Linked DNA regions of Homo sapiens: region 1 is linked to region 2. The links are chromatin contacts, found by Hi-C or POLR2A ChIA-PET in ENCODE. All regions are on one chromosome and are shown on one strand. The core of a region is the stretch at or near the end of the contact, and the rest is flanking DNA. Distances in the headings are between cores, read along the strand shown.

Region 1 (7,432 bases), core at 3,797-6,296, 520 kb after region 2:
AGGATCTTGAGGAACATCAAAAGACCAGGACTCTGCCTTGAAAGAAGTTACAGTGCTTAGACATCCTTTCTTGTAAAGACACTGAAGTGGTGCATCAAGCTGAAGAAGTGTGGCCTATTGGAAACAGTACTGTAAAGAGACCCGAATCTAGTCCTGTCAGCTGCTAACCAGCTCTTTAAGTCATATTTCTTTTTTGGGTCTTGGTTTCCTCCTGTGGAATAAGGAGTTTGAAGCACAGACCCTTTTTTATTTATTTTGAGACAGAGTCTCGCTCTGTCCCCCAAGCTGGAGTGCAGTGGCACGATCTTGGCTCACTATAACCTCCGCCTCCCAGGTTCAAGTGATTCTCCTGCCTCAGCCTCCCAAGTAGCTGGGATTACTGGTGTGCACCATCATGCCTGGCTTTTTTTTTTTTTTTTTTGAGATGGAGTCTCGCTCTGTTGCCCAGGCTGGAGTGCAGTGGCACGATCTTAGCTCACTGCAAGCTCCACCTCCCGGGTTCACACCATTCTCCTGCCTCAGCCTCCCGAGTAGCTGGGACTACAGGTGCCCGCCACCAGGCCCAGCTAATTTTTTTGTAGTTTTTAGTAGAGATGGGGTTTCACCTTGTTAGCCAGGATGGTCTTGATCTCCTGACCTCGTGATCCGCCCACCTTGGCCTCCCAAAGTGCTGGGATTACAGGTGTGAGCCACCGCACCCAGCCTAATTTTTGTATTTTTAATAGAGATGGGGTTTCGCCATGTTGGCCAGGCTGGTCTTTAACTCTTGACCTCAGGTGATTTGCCCACCTCTGCCTCCCAAAGTGCTGGGATTCCAGACGTGAGCCACCATGCCTGGCCGGTCCTTTTTAATTCTATGATATTTCTGAGGCATTCAAACAAGTCTAAAGGTGCTCATTTAACTATTTGGCGATAATCATTGCGCATTTATGGCAGGGACCAGGTATATACTGTCAAAAATATATATGTATTATATACTTCCCTTCTGGAGCATATAATGGTGAGAATCACCAAGAACTGTAAGAGTTCAGTAAATGGAGAGGAAGAGGCAGAGAAACAGCATGAGCAGAAGGATGGGTAGAAAGTGCTAGATGTATTTTAGGGTAGAGTGTCTAAATTCGCCTAGTTGGGGCAAGGGTTTGTGTAGAGGAAGAAAGAGGTAAGTGCAAATCTATCATGTGCGCAACATTTCACCCATGCTATTTTATTACTATCTTTTTATTTTTTATTTTTTGAGACAGGATCTCACTCTGTCACCCAGGCTGGAGTGCAGTGACATGATCATAGCTTACCGCAACCTTGAACTCCTGGGCTCAAGCAATCCTCCTGCCTTCGCTTCTGCACCCTGTCTCTGAGCCATTGAACCTGGTTCCATGTTACTTTAATTGATACAGCTACTACCTAAGAGATAGTGAGATAGTATCCCCATTTTTCATACTTATTTTTTTTTTCTTTTATGAACAAGCTACAGTTGTCCATAGGTATCCTCATTTTTCAGATGAAGAAATTGAATCTCAGCCGGGCGTGTTGGCTCACACCTGTAATCCCAGCACTTTGGGAGGCTGAGGTGGAAGGATCACTTGATCTCAGGAGTTTGAGACCAGCCTGGGCAACATAACAAAACCCCATCTCTACAAAAAATACAAAAATTAGCCAGGCGTGGTGGTGCACACTTGTGGTCCCAGCTCTTAGGAGGCTGAGGTGGGAGGACTGCTTGAGCCCACGGGGGCAGAGGCTGTAGTGAGCCAAGACTGCATGACTGCACTCCAGCCTGGGTGACAGAGTGAGATCCCGTCACAAAAAAAAAAAGAAAAAAGAAAAGAAATTGAATCTCAGATTAAGAAATTTGCCTAAGGTTTCCCATCAAACTAAGTGGCAGAACAAGAATGTGAAGGCAAACAAAATGCAAAAGGAATTTAAAGCCAGATTTTTAAACCTCCACATTTTTTGTTTTGTTTTGTCATACCATCATGAGTATTGCATACGATCCAAATATTACCACTTGTTTTATATATATGCATGTATTACCGATACCTCTCTTTTTTATCTGCAGGAAATGGACAGGCTACTAGCATGGTCCCACTGCCAGGTGGGAGATTCCTGATGGGAACAAATTCTCCAGATGACAGAGATGGTGAAGGCCCTGTGTGGGAGGCAACAGTGAAACCCTATGCTATCGACATATTTCCTGTCACCAACAAAGATTTCAGGTACATCAGGTGTTCTTCCAGGAGGAATGAAGGCCCTCTCTAATCTCATTCTTTTTTCCTTTCTTTTTTTTAGACTGAGTCTCACTCTGTCACCCAGGCGCTGGAGTGCAGTGGCGCAATTTCGCTCACTGCAACCTCTGCCTCCCGGGTTCAAGCGACTCTCTTGCCTCAGCCTCCCAAGTAGCTGGGATTAGAGGCGCCCACCACCACACCCACCTAATTTTTGTATTTTTAGTAGAGACAGGGTTTCACCATATTGGCCAGGCTGGTCTCGAACTCCTGACCTTGTGATCCACTCGCCTCGACCTCCCAAAGTGTTGGGGTTACAGGTGTGAGCCACTGCGCCTGGCCTAATTCTTAATATTTAAACGGAAACTAACTTGTTCACTGTCACGTGTCATCTTTGCAGTGTACTATGGGATAAGTGTTATCTACGTTATTCAGATGAAGAATCTGAAATCCAAACAAGTTTGACTGACTCTGTCAGTCAGTGGATGAGCTTGGCCTGGAACTGAAATCCCTGGGCTCTTGAGCCAGTCTGTGCCTTTTCCATTACACTGGGCATAGCACTGAGAAATATAAGCAAATGCCAGTCACTCAACAGAACCCTCTTCTACATGCGGAAAGGGATTGGGAGAAGGGACATCATAGTAGAGAGTCCCTTAAATTCCCCTTATAGGCCAGGTGTGGTGGCTCACACCTCCAATGTGAGCTTCCTTTAGGAACCCGAGGCAGGATTGCTTGAGCTCAGGAGTCTAAGACCAGCCTGGCAACATAGGGAGACCCTATCTCTGCTAAAATAAATAAGTATATAAATATACATATTATATATATAAATGTATATATAACAATCCATCTTACCCTGACAATCTGCCTGCTGAAACTTACTAAACCATACCAAACTATATGAATTTATTTTTATTGTTATTATTTTTTTTTGAGACGGGGTCTGGCTCGTCACCCAGGCTGAAGTTCAGTGGTATGATCTCAGCTCAATACAGCCTCTGCCTCCCGGGCTCAAACCATCCTCCCATCTCAGCCTCCTGAGTAGCTCGGACTACAGGTGTGCACTATAATGCCCAGCTTATTTTGTGCTTTTGATAGAGACAGGGTTTTGCCCTGTTGCCCAGGCTGGTCTCGAACTCCTGGGCTCAAGCAATCCTTCTGCCTTGGCCTCCCAAAGTGCTGGGATTATAGGTGTGACCCACTATGCCTGGCCTTGAAAATCCATTTTATTTTATTTTTTTAATTTATTTATTTTTTTGAGACGGAGTCTCGCTGTCACCCAGGCTGAAGTGCAGTGGCACGGTCTCGGCTCATTGCAAACTATGCCTCCCGGGTTCACGCCATTCTCCTGCCTCAGCCTTCCCAGTAGCTGGGACTACAGGCGCGCGCCATCACGCCTGGGTAATTTTTTTTTGTGTGTATTTTCAGTAGAGACGGGGTTTCACCGTGTTAGCCAGGATGGTCTCGATCTCCTGACCTCATGAACCGCCCGCCTCGGCCTCCCAAAGTGCTGGGATTACAGGCGTGAGCCACCATGCCCAGCCGAAAATCCATTTTATTTATTTATTTACTTATTTAGGTGTGACCCACCATGCCTCGCCTTGAAAATCTTATTTATTTATTTAGAGACGGAGTTTTGCTCTTGTTGCCCAGGCTGGAGTGCAATGGCGCGATCTCGGCTCACTGCAACCTCCACCTCCCGGGTTCAAGCAATTCTCTGCCTCAGCCTCCCGAGTAGCTGGGATTACAGGCGCCCGCCACCACGCCTAGCTAATTTTTGTATTTTTAGTAGAGACGGGGTTTCACCATGCTGGCCAGGCTGGTCTTCAACTCCTGACCTGGTGATCCACCCACTCGGCCTCCTAAAGTGCTGGGATTACAGGTGTGAGCCACCGCACCCGGCCAGTCCCTTATATAAATTTTTAAAAAGATGTTTTCTTCGTTTCCTAGCCCCTTCTACCCACCTACAAAGTTCCAAAGGCTTTAATGCTATTGCAACGGCAGTCAGAGGTCAAGCTGGTGGGGGTGCGGTGCAGCTCCCTAACGCGGGGCAGCCTCAAAGGGGGCCGACCCTGCCCAGCACGAATGGCACCGGGCGGTGGGGGACGCTCCCGAGGTCCCGGGAACATGGCTGGGGGAAGTGTTGGGGGGTGCACATACCCAGGCTCAGCTGAGGCGAGTGCGCGGCCAGGGCTGCAGCTGGCGCTGGCTGGCACTTGCGCCGGCCATTGAGGAGCTTCTGGGCGACCCTGCACTCGTGCCTACCAGGCGCCAGCCGGTAGGTGCGCAGCGCCTGCTCCAGCAGCGTCAGGCCTTTGCTGCGCGGACCCCTCAGGCCGGGAAGTCACGCAGGTGGTAGTAGTCCAGGTGGTCGTAAACTCCTCCTCATAGCTTATGGGTGGTGGCGGCTGGGCTGAAGACGGCGGACAGGACATCCCGCCCGGCCGCCTGTGGTCACCCTCCCGCGCAGGCGCTCTCCTGGAAGACCCAGCACCTGGAGTTCCGATTGGCTCTGCGTGAGGGGCGGGCCTTTGCGACATCTTGGGGGGCGCCTTCGGTGACGTCACAGGGGCGGGCCTTCTGTCACGTCACAAGGGCTGTACAGTGCCTGGAGCTGGGCAGTCTTCTCAGAGTGGAGCCTGGTAACCGCGACCTCCCCGCCAGTTCCTGTGTGTTGCTGGCTGGAAAGGGGTAGTTGACAAACTCCCACCCAGCACAGTATTTATGTCGGTCAAAAATGGAAAACTATGTGTCCGGGCGTGGCCAGGAAGGAGGATCCCTTCAGGCCAAGAGCAGCCTAGCAATATGGCGCAACCCCACCTCTGTAGTCCAACCTCAGCCTCCCAGCTACTTGAACCCCAAGATTCAAGGCTCCAATGATCTGTGATCTCACCACAGCACTCCTGCCTGCGAGACTGAGGTAAACCCTGTATAAAAAAATAAAAAAGAAAACTATGCAAGTGTACAACCGGGAGGGACTGCTTAAAGAACACATGAGGCTGCCTGGGCCGTGCTATCCCGGCACTTTGGGAGGCCGAGGCAGGAGGATGGCTTGTGTTCAGGAGTTCGAGATGCGCCTGGGCAACATGACGCAACCCCGTCTCTACGGAAGATACAAAGATTAGCCAGGCGCGGTGCACGCTTGGCCTAATTTTTGTATCTTTCGTAGAGATGGGGGGGTCTTGCTATGTTGCCCGGGCCGGTCTCGAACTCCTGGGTTCAAGCGATCTTCTCACCTTGGCCTTTAGAGTTGTTGGGATTACAGGCGTGAGCCACCGCACCCTCCTGGGCTAGGCTATTTAATAACATAAGAAAGTGCGGTGGCTCACGCCTGTAATCCCAACACTTTGGGAGGCCGAGGCGGGTGGATCACCTGAGGTCAGGAGTTTGAGACCATCCTTGCCAATATGGTGAAACCCAGTCTCTACAAAAAAATACAAAAATTAGGCCGAGCGCGGTGGCTCACACCTGTAATCTCAGCACTTTGGGAAGCTGAGGCGGGCTGATCACCTGAGGTTGGGAGTTCAAGACCAGCCTGACCAACATGGAGAAATCCCATCTCTACTAAAAATACAAAATTAGCCGGGCATGGTGGTGCATGCCTGTAGTCCCAGCTACTCAGGAGGTTAAGACAGGAGAATCTCTTGAACCCAGGTGGCGGAGGTTGCAGTGAGCCGAGAAGCATCACTGCACCCTAGTCAGGGCGACAGAGCAAGACTCCAGAGCTTGAGACCAGCCTGGGCCATGTAGTGAAACCCTGTTTATACAAAACAAACAAAAAAAGCCAGGTGTACCTGTGTCCACCTGTGGCCCTGCTACTTAAGAGGCTGAGGCAGGAGGATAAGTTGAGGCCAGGAGCTGAAGGCTGCAGTGAGCTATGGTCATCCCACTGCTCTCCATCCTGAGCAATAGAATGAAACCTTGTCTCTAGATAGCTAGCTAGCTAGGTAATTGATACGTAGTTTTCTATCGGAAATCTTTTTCCTAGACTTGAACATGTTTTTCTAAAGTAGCATTCAACACATCAGCATTTTACAGTGTTATTAGTTGTTAATATGATTATGTTTTTCTGAAATACAGTATTCTTTACCAAAGCAGTGTTGTCTTTCAAAGCACATACATAGGTCCTCCAGTGAATTTGTCTGATGTTGGCGACCTTCACTTTCTGGTGACTGAGTCAACAGTATCTGTTTCATAAATAATGTAGCCCTATTTTTTTTGAGACAGGGTCTTGTTCTGTTACCTGGGCTGGAGTGCAGTGGCATGATCTCTGCTCACCATAACTACCGCCTCCTGGGTTCAAGCGATTCTCCTGCCTCAGCTTCCTGAATAACTGGGATTACAGGCGCCACCACATCTGGCTAATATCTTTTTGTTTTTGTTTTTGAAACGGAGTTCGCTCTTGTTGCCCAGGCTAGAGTGCAATGTCGCCATCTCGGCTTACTGCAACCTCCACCTCCCGGGTTCAAGCGATTCTCCTGCCTCAGCCTCCCGAGTAGCTGGGATTACAGGCATGCGCCACCATGCCTGGCTAATTTTGTATTTTTAGTAGAGACAGGGTTTCTCCATGTTGGTCAGGCTGGTCTTGAACTCCCTACCTCAGGTGATCCGGCCACCTCAGCTTCCCAAAGTGACAGGTGTGAGCCACCGCGCCCAGCCTAATTTTTGTATTTTTAGTAGAGATGGGGTTTCACCATGTTGGCCAGGATGGTCTTGAATTCCTGACCTCAAGTGACCTGCCTGCCTTGGCCTCCTAAAGTGTTGGAATTACAGGCATAAGCCAACATGCCCGGCCAACCCTATTTCTTTAAGCATATACATTTTGCACTTGTTAAAAGTATTTGAACATAAAATTATCCAGCTTCCCTTGTTTATGTATGTTTGAATTTTGTATAAGCTTAAATATTTTTTCCAATCTAAGCTTAATTATATTCCCTTTCTTCTATATTTGTATAACTTCAGGTGACTGTCTTTGTTGAAAGTTTTTTCTGAAAAGCCTTAAAACAATATAGTTATTGGCAGCAATTTCAGAGTTACTTGAGGGCAAGGGAAGATTTATAATGATGATTCAAATGAAGCAAACTAAAAAGTAATGAAGCAAGACAGAGGATAAAGCAGTATTCACTTGAGCACATCCCAAAAGAATAAAATTTCAAATGTAACTAGAAAAAGGCATGCTAAAGATCATAGTACAGGAATAATTATTAATATTCAAA
Region 2 (7,166 bases), core at 1,059-3,558:
GATCATGTGACTGCACTCCAGCCTGGGTGACAGAATGAGACTGTCTCAAAAAAAAAAAAAATTACCCAGCCGTAAAAAAACTACCTGTGACAATTACTAAACTCAGTCTGGAAAACAAAATAGTAAATGAGAATTTTTAACAAATGGAATATATGTAGATATTAATTTTTTTCTGAAACTCACCTCTTTTACACCATTCGTAAATATTTTACCTTTTAATTTCCTTTACAAATTTTTCACTATTTGTCTTTCACTCTTTTTTCATCATTTTTTTTCACTATTTTTCTGCCCCCTTAGAGAATCCAGAAATTATTTCTATGTTTTTCCCTCAATACCAGCATCTGATTGACCAGCAATGTGTCCCAAGGAAACGGAAGCTGAGTTGGGTGAAGACAATCTTAATGTCTCAAGGTGTCAGCCTTTCCAAGGAAGAGTGCACCAGGAGATTTCTCTCAGCTCCAGGGCATCCACCTGCTCCCTCGAGAGGCTACACTTTGTACCTCAGGCAGTCCTGTGGGAGAAAATGACCCAGGAGCTGATATTCATTAGGCACTCTAGCAGACATAGTCATGGTGGGTATCATGGTTTATTCCCAGACAGTACTGAAACCCAGGACCAGGAAAAATCTGAAGGGTAGCCGAGGACACATCACCCCATAAAGTTTCCAAAGGGAAACTGTGACCCCCCAAAATTCTGATAAGATCTCTGTGCCTATGGAAGATAAAAGGAAAAGAGGCGCAGAGATTTTTTACAATAGTGTCCAGGGATTACTCTTTGCTTTCTTCTTACAGAAAATTTTTACAAACGGAAAACAAATCTTTTAAAAAGTACCATCCAATGATTTCTCAAAAAATGATTAATTAAAATATAGTATCAAAAATGTACACTAGGGCCGGGCGCGGTGGCTGACGCCTGTAATCCCAGCACTTTGGGAGGCCGAGGCGGGTGGATTACGAGGTCAGGAGATCAAGACCATCCTGGCTAACTTGGTGAAACCCTGTCCCTACTAAAAATACAAAAAAATTAGCCAGGCGTGGTGGCGGGCGCCTGTAGTCCCAGCTACTCAGGAGGCTGAGGCAGGAGAATGGCGTCAACCCAGGAGGCGGAGCTTGCAGTGAGCCGAGATCGCGCCACTGCACTCCAGCCTGGGCGACAGAGCAAGACTCCGTCTCAAAAAAAAAAAAAATTTACATTAGGCACAGTGGCTCACGCCTGTAATCCCAGCACTTTGAGAGGCCGAGGCGGGCAGATCACAAGGTCAGGAGTTCAAGACCAGCCTGTCCAACATGGTGAAACCCGTCTCTACTAAAAATACAAAAATTAGCCGGGCATGGTGGCGGGCGCCTGTAATCCCAGCTACTCGGGAGGCTGAGACAGGAGAATCACTTGAACCCGGGAGGCAGAGGTTGTAGTGAGCCGAGATCGTGCCACTGCACTTCAGCCTGGGCGACAGAGCGAGACTCCGTTTCAAAAAAAAAAAAAAAAAAATCTAACTCAAATACATTGTTTTTTGTAAAGTATTACATTGGGGGAAATAAAATTCTTGCTTAACCAACTATAAACTGCCAAGTACCCTCCGATTACATAACCAGAAAATTTCCACTTTGATCTTACAAATTAAGAAGTTATGTAACTGTACCTAACCGATTATTGAATTTGGTTTTATTCATCATACACCACTTAAAAGTCTTTCCTTCAAGCCCCTCCCATGGACCACAAATTACAAATCATAGCTGGGTGCTCTACGATTTTTGAACCACTCTTCTATTACATTTTTAAATATATTTGCAGTGACTTCCATGAATTTTTAATAGAAAAAAGGAGGGACTGGGACCCCATGGACCAAAGCGCTTCCCATTTATGAACCCTGCACCCCGAGTTATCGGCAGAGATGCGGCACTGCGGGTGCAGAGCTGCCCAGCGAGGGCTCCAGGCCAAGGCACAGTCACTGCGCAGGGAGGAGACATGACGCCCGGGGTCCGGCTGTCAGCCCAGCCGCCATCTTATGGCTGAAGGGGACTGAGGACCGAGCTGCGCCAAGGACAACTCGGGCCGCGGATTTTGGAGCCCAGTGCTTGGAGCCTGGAGTCCTGCCACAGCCACTTCCGACCGGTTCCAACCAGCCCCTCCCCCTCTCTCGGGGTGTCGGACCGCACTCTCACCATTTCTAGGCTTCCAGGTGGTCCTGGCATCTTAGCTGTGCATCTCCCAATACCTGCAGATAACGGAGTCACAGAGGCTGGGCCTCTAGGAGCAGAATACACAGAGCAGTAAAGACTAGACCTGGAGCTCCCGCAGCAGCTAGAGACAAAGGCCCCGCCAAATCCCGGAAGCCGTCCTGTCCGCTCCAGCTGCGTGCCTGATTGGACGGGTCCCAGCCCCGCGTCCCTGATTGGATAATGTTTAGGGCGCCACCCCCTAATGCCCTGAGTGACAGAATATGTGCTCAGCGGCTGGGCTGAACGTAGAAAGAGTGAAATCCAAGCTGCAGGGTTCTCAGGGAAGGGCTTCCTCCCTGAACGGACCAGGCTCACACCAGAGAGTATTTGCATATAACCCTGCGTATAAGGTCGTATGCCTTTATAAATAATATATTATGTGGCTATTCACACATGAAAATAATGCAATAACAATTATTTAAAATTTTCCAATTTTATGAGCTCCTGGCTTCTTGTCCTTTGAGCGGGTAGCCTGACATTTTTTTTTAAAAAGGCAGTCCTCTGAAATTGAATGTGAGCCACGTGAATTCTAAATTTTCTAGAAGGAAAATTTTAAAAAGAAAAAAAAACAGGAGGAATTCATTGTAGAAATTTAATTAACCCAATATATCCAAAATATTATCATTTTAATATGTGACCAGTATGTAATTATTAACAAAGTATATATATTTTGGAAAAAAAATTAAAACTATGTATTTTACCTTTCTACCACATCGCAGTTCAGACCAGCCACATTCCATGCACCCAGTAGCCACAGGTGGCCAATAGCTGCCACATTGAAGTGCAGCTCTGATGGCAGAAGATGAAATCCTGAACATCCCTTTTCTTTTTTCTTTTCTTTTCTTCCTTTCTTTTTATTTCCTTTCTCTTCTCTTCTTTTCTTTCTTTTCCTTTCTCTTCTCTTCTTTTCTTTTCAAACAGAGTCTTGCTCTTATGTCCAGGCTGGAGTGCAGTGGTGCAATCTCGGCTCACTGCAATCTCCACATTCCGGATTCAAGCAATTCTCCTGCCTTATTTTCCCCAGAGTAGCTGTGATTACAGGCATGTGCCACCATGCCTGGCTTATTTTTGTATTTTTAGTAGAAATGGAATTTTGCCATGTCAGCCAGGCTGGACTCAAACCCCTGACCTTAAGTAATCCTTCTGTCTCATCCTCCCAAAGTGCTGGGATTACAGCCATGAGCCACCACACTGGGCTTGAACATCCTTTTCCTGCCATAAATAAGGGGAAAGTCTTTCCCTACCAACATCTCTCTTCAGTTCCAAGGGTAGAACAGATAGTGGCCATAGAAAGAGCAGAGGACAGCAGGAATAAAATAACAACAGGAAGACCACCTGTTGCCCACCTTTCTTCCAGAGATCAGACAGTGAACAAAGGACGATGGGGCCACAGAAGAAGAATGCTCTATGTCTACAGATCCCTCCCTGGTCTTTCTTTTTCTTTTTTTCTTTTTTGAGACAGAGTTTTGCTCTTGTCACCCAGGCTGGAGTGCAATGGCGTGATCTCAACTCACTGCAACCTCTACCTCCCGGGTTCAAGTGATTCTAGTGCCTCAGCCTCCCGAATAGCTGGGATTACAGGCATGTGCCACCAAACCTGGCTAATTTTGTATTTTTAGTAGAGATGGGGTTTCTCCATGTTGGTCAGGGTTGTCTCAAACTCCCAACCTCAGGTGATCTGCCCACCTTGGCCTCCCAAAGTGCTGGGATTACAGGCATGAGCCACCACGCTCGGAAAACATTTTTATCTTCTAAACAAAACTCAATACCCCTGAAACAACTGCCCAATTTCCTATTATTTATCTTTTTCAAAATATCATTTTGGTTTCTGTTTCTAGCTATCTCATGTAAGTGGATTCGGACAGTATCTGTTTTTTGTGATTGTATACTTTATTTATGTTATTAAGATTCACCTCATTTTTTAATGTTACATTTCCTGATTTTGAAAAGTTGAGTTTAATATCTTCACTTATATCTTATTGTACACAGGAGAATTTATACTGGAGAGAAACCCTCAATCAGTTGTTGACACTTTCTTCAACTTTAGGAAATTTGTATTTTAGACAGACCCTATGAATAATATAATAAATAGAGAAAAACCATTTGTTCTAAGAAGTATACCTTAGAAAACACCAGAGTGTTCACATTAAATAATATTCTTCAAATTCAGTAAATGTAAAAAAAATTAGAAATCAAGTAGAAGTAATCATCAGGTAATTCGCAGTAGAAAACTCTAAGACACTAACATTTTAGACATTACTCTAAACAGTGTTTATTATACAGAGTAATCCAAAGTTAAAATATATCATTTACTTTTGTGTAAGACTAAAAGAAGCAAGGATTTATCTTTTGAGGCGTTATAGTTATATTTGACTTTTCTTGTTTTGCATGAAAAGAATTTTAAATTTTCAAAATATGAATGTTGAGGTAATTTAACTCTCAAATCACTTGATGTTATGCCTTCATTTGTAGCATTTATAGAAAAGCATTTGATCAATTGTTGGCTGCATTAAAACTATGAAAAATGCTTCTATGTTAGATTTGCTTTATTTATTTATTTATGAGATGGAGTCTTGCTCAGTCACCCAGGCTGGCGTGCAGTGGAGTAATCTAGACTCACTGCAACCTCTGCCTCCCAGATTCAAGCAATTCTCCTGCCTCAGCCCCCCGAGTAGCTGGGGCCACAAGCGCACACCACCATGCCCAGATAATTTTTGTATTTTCAGTACAGATTGGGTTTCACTATGTTGGCTAGGCTGGTCTTGAACTCCTGACCTCAGGTGATCCACCTGCCTCGGCCTCCCAAAGTGCTGGGATTACAGGTGTGAATCACCACGCCTGGCCTCATTTTTTTTTTTTTTTTTTTTTTGAGATGGAGTTTCGCTCTTGTCACCCAGGCTGGAGTGCAATCGCGCCATCTCAGCTCACTGCAACCTCCGCCTCCTGGGTTCAAGCGATTCTCCTGCTTCAGCCTCCTGAGTAGCTGGGATTACAGGCACCTGCCACCACGCCCGGCTAATTTTTCTATTTTTACTAGAGACAGGGTTTCACTACATTAGCCAGGCTTGTCTCAAACTCCTGACCTCAGGTGATCCACCAGCCTCAGCCTCCCAAAATGGTGGGATTACAGGCGTGAGCCACCATGCCCAGCCTCTCATATACTTTTTTATGGAGGATTATAGATACTGAAATTTAAGATGCAAGGAGAAAATTTAAGTGTAGACTCTCTTTGTGATTGACTCTATGGTAAGTCATAATACCCACAAAATGCATGAGGGAAATGTTTAGAGTCATAGTCTACTGCATTATAGTCAGAAAAATTTGAAGTTTAAAGAAGTAAATTGGTTTTACCAATTGCACATTAAGACAATAAAATACAGTTAATTCTAAGATGCTTGTTTTATTTTTTGCTTCAGTGAAAACTCAAACTTAATTGACAGTATTTTCAAAATTTCAGTCAAATTTTCAATGTGACATCATCTGTGTGTGTGTGTGTGTGTGTGTGTGTGTCTTCTTTTTTTTTTTTTTTTTTTTTTGGCGGAGTCTCACTCTGTCACCCAGGCTGGAGTGTGGTGGCACGATCTCGGCTCACTGCTACCTCCGCCTCACGGGTTTAAGCAATTCTCTGCCTCAGCCTCCCAAGTAGCTGGGATTACAGATGCTCGCCACCAAGCTGGGCTAATTTTTGTATTTTTAGTAGAGACTGGGTTTCACCATCTTGACCAGGCTGGTCTTGAACTCTTGACCTCGTGATCTACCCGCCTTGGTCCCCCAAAGTGCTGGGATTACAGGCGTGAGCCACTGCGACCAACCACTTCATCTTCTTTTTAATTTATGGCTGCCCATCTCCTGCTTCTATAATCTTAGCACGCTTCAGATTAGGTGGAGTCTTCTCTTTTACATCAGGGCCATCTTTGCACTTACTCCCAGTCTTTTCCAGATGCAATTTCCGGCAATCAGCTTCCAATTTACGTTGCTCAATCACAGGTGTTTATTCTTTCTCTTGTCCAGGTTTAATATCCTAATTCTCAGTTAGTGTTCTTTTTTTTTTTTTTTTTTGAGATTGAGTTTTGCTCTTGTTGCCCAGGCTGGAGTGCAATGGCATAATCTCAGCCCACTACAACCTCCGTCTACTGGGTTCAAGCAATTCTCCTGCCTCAGCCTCCCAAGTAGCTGGGATTACAGGCATGCACCACCACACCCGGATAATTTTTTTTTTATATTTTTAGTAGAGACAGGGTTTCTCTATGTTGGTCAGGCTGGTCTCGAACTCCTTACCTCAGGTGATCCACCCACCTCGGCCTCCCAAAGTGCTGGGATTACAGGCGTGAGCCACCACACCAACCAGTGGTTTCTTTTATTGAGATTCACGGTGCTTCTGGGAAGCCATGAATGCAACCAAATCAGATTCCTCTTGACCATCTCCTCTTCCTCTGAATCTTGATCTTACACATGCACTCATCACTGCAACTAGAAGACAGTGAACTGAAGACCACCAAGTCTCAGTCTCAGGTGAAAGAGTCTCAACCATTGGAATGCAAGCCACATCTAGCCTGTGTGAACATAATTTTTTTTTTTTTTTTGAGATGGAGTCTCCCTCTGTCGCCCAGGCTGGAGTGCAGTGGCGCAATCTCGGCTCACTGCAAGCTCTGCCTCCCGGGTTCCCACCATTCTCCTGCCTCAGCCTCCTGAGTAGCTGGGACTACAGGTGCCCGCCACCACGCCCGGCTAATTTTTTGTATTTTTAGTAGAGACGAGGTTTCACCGTGTTAGCCAGGATGGTCTCTATCCCCTGACCTCGTGATCTGCCCGTCTCGGCCTCCCAAAGTGCTGGGATTACAGGTGTGAGCCACCGCACCTGGCCGTGAACATAATTTTTTTTTTTTTTTTTGGAAAAAGGCATTTATTGGTGTGGTGGTCTCAACAATCCCCATGAATTGGAACACA

Evidence for each region. Hi-C counts contacts between places; a loop is a spot of excess contacts on that map. ChIA-PET counts read pairs that join two places held with the same protein, here RNA polymerase II (POLR2A). Pooled maps may share reads with other maps.
Region 1: a pooled map shows a loop between it and region 2 (9-fold over the local background). The contact joins the enhancer-like site here to the promoter of ZNF680 in region 2. A Hi-C loop is called at or near these places in 7 of 50 pooled maps. POLR2A ChIA-PET finds 5 or more read pairs at or near these places in 2 of 52 experiments (OCI-LY7 and activated CD8-positive, alpha-beta memory T cell).

The regions. Positions count from the first base shown.
Region 1 is chr7:65,076,571-65,084,002 of GRCh38, forward strand. No RefSeq gene overlaps it. Among named protein-coding and RNA genes, the nearest start is that of SNORA15B-1, 9.7 kb to the left of the region's middle. RefSeq lists an enhancer at 4,025-4,919. Within about 2 kb of position 5,047, at least 29 of the 41 ENCODE cell types and tissues checked have a DNase peak (open chromatin) inside an H3K27ac peak, as active enhancers do.
Region 2 is chr7:64,560,763-64,567,928 of GRCh38, forward strand. It overlaps ZNF680 (zinc finger protein 680), which reads right to left and starts at 2,309. Exons shown (of 4, transcript NM_178558.5): 1 at 2,163-2,309. The coding sequence starts at 2,192. It also overlaps the pseudogene LOC100133092 and the pseudogene LOC100129293. RefSeq lists an enhancer at 1,898-2,257 and a silencer at 2,358-2,467.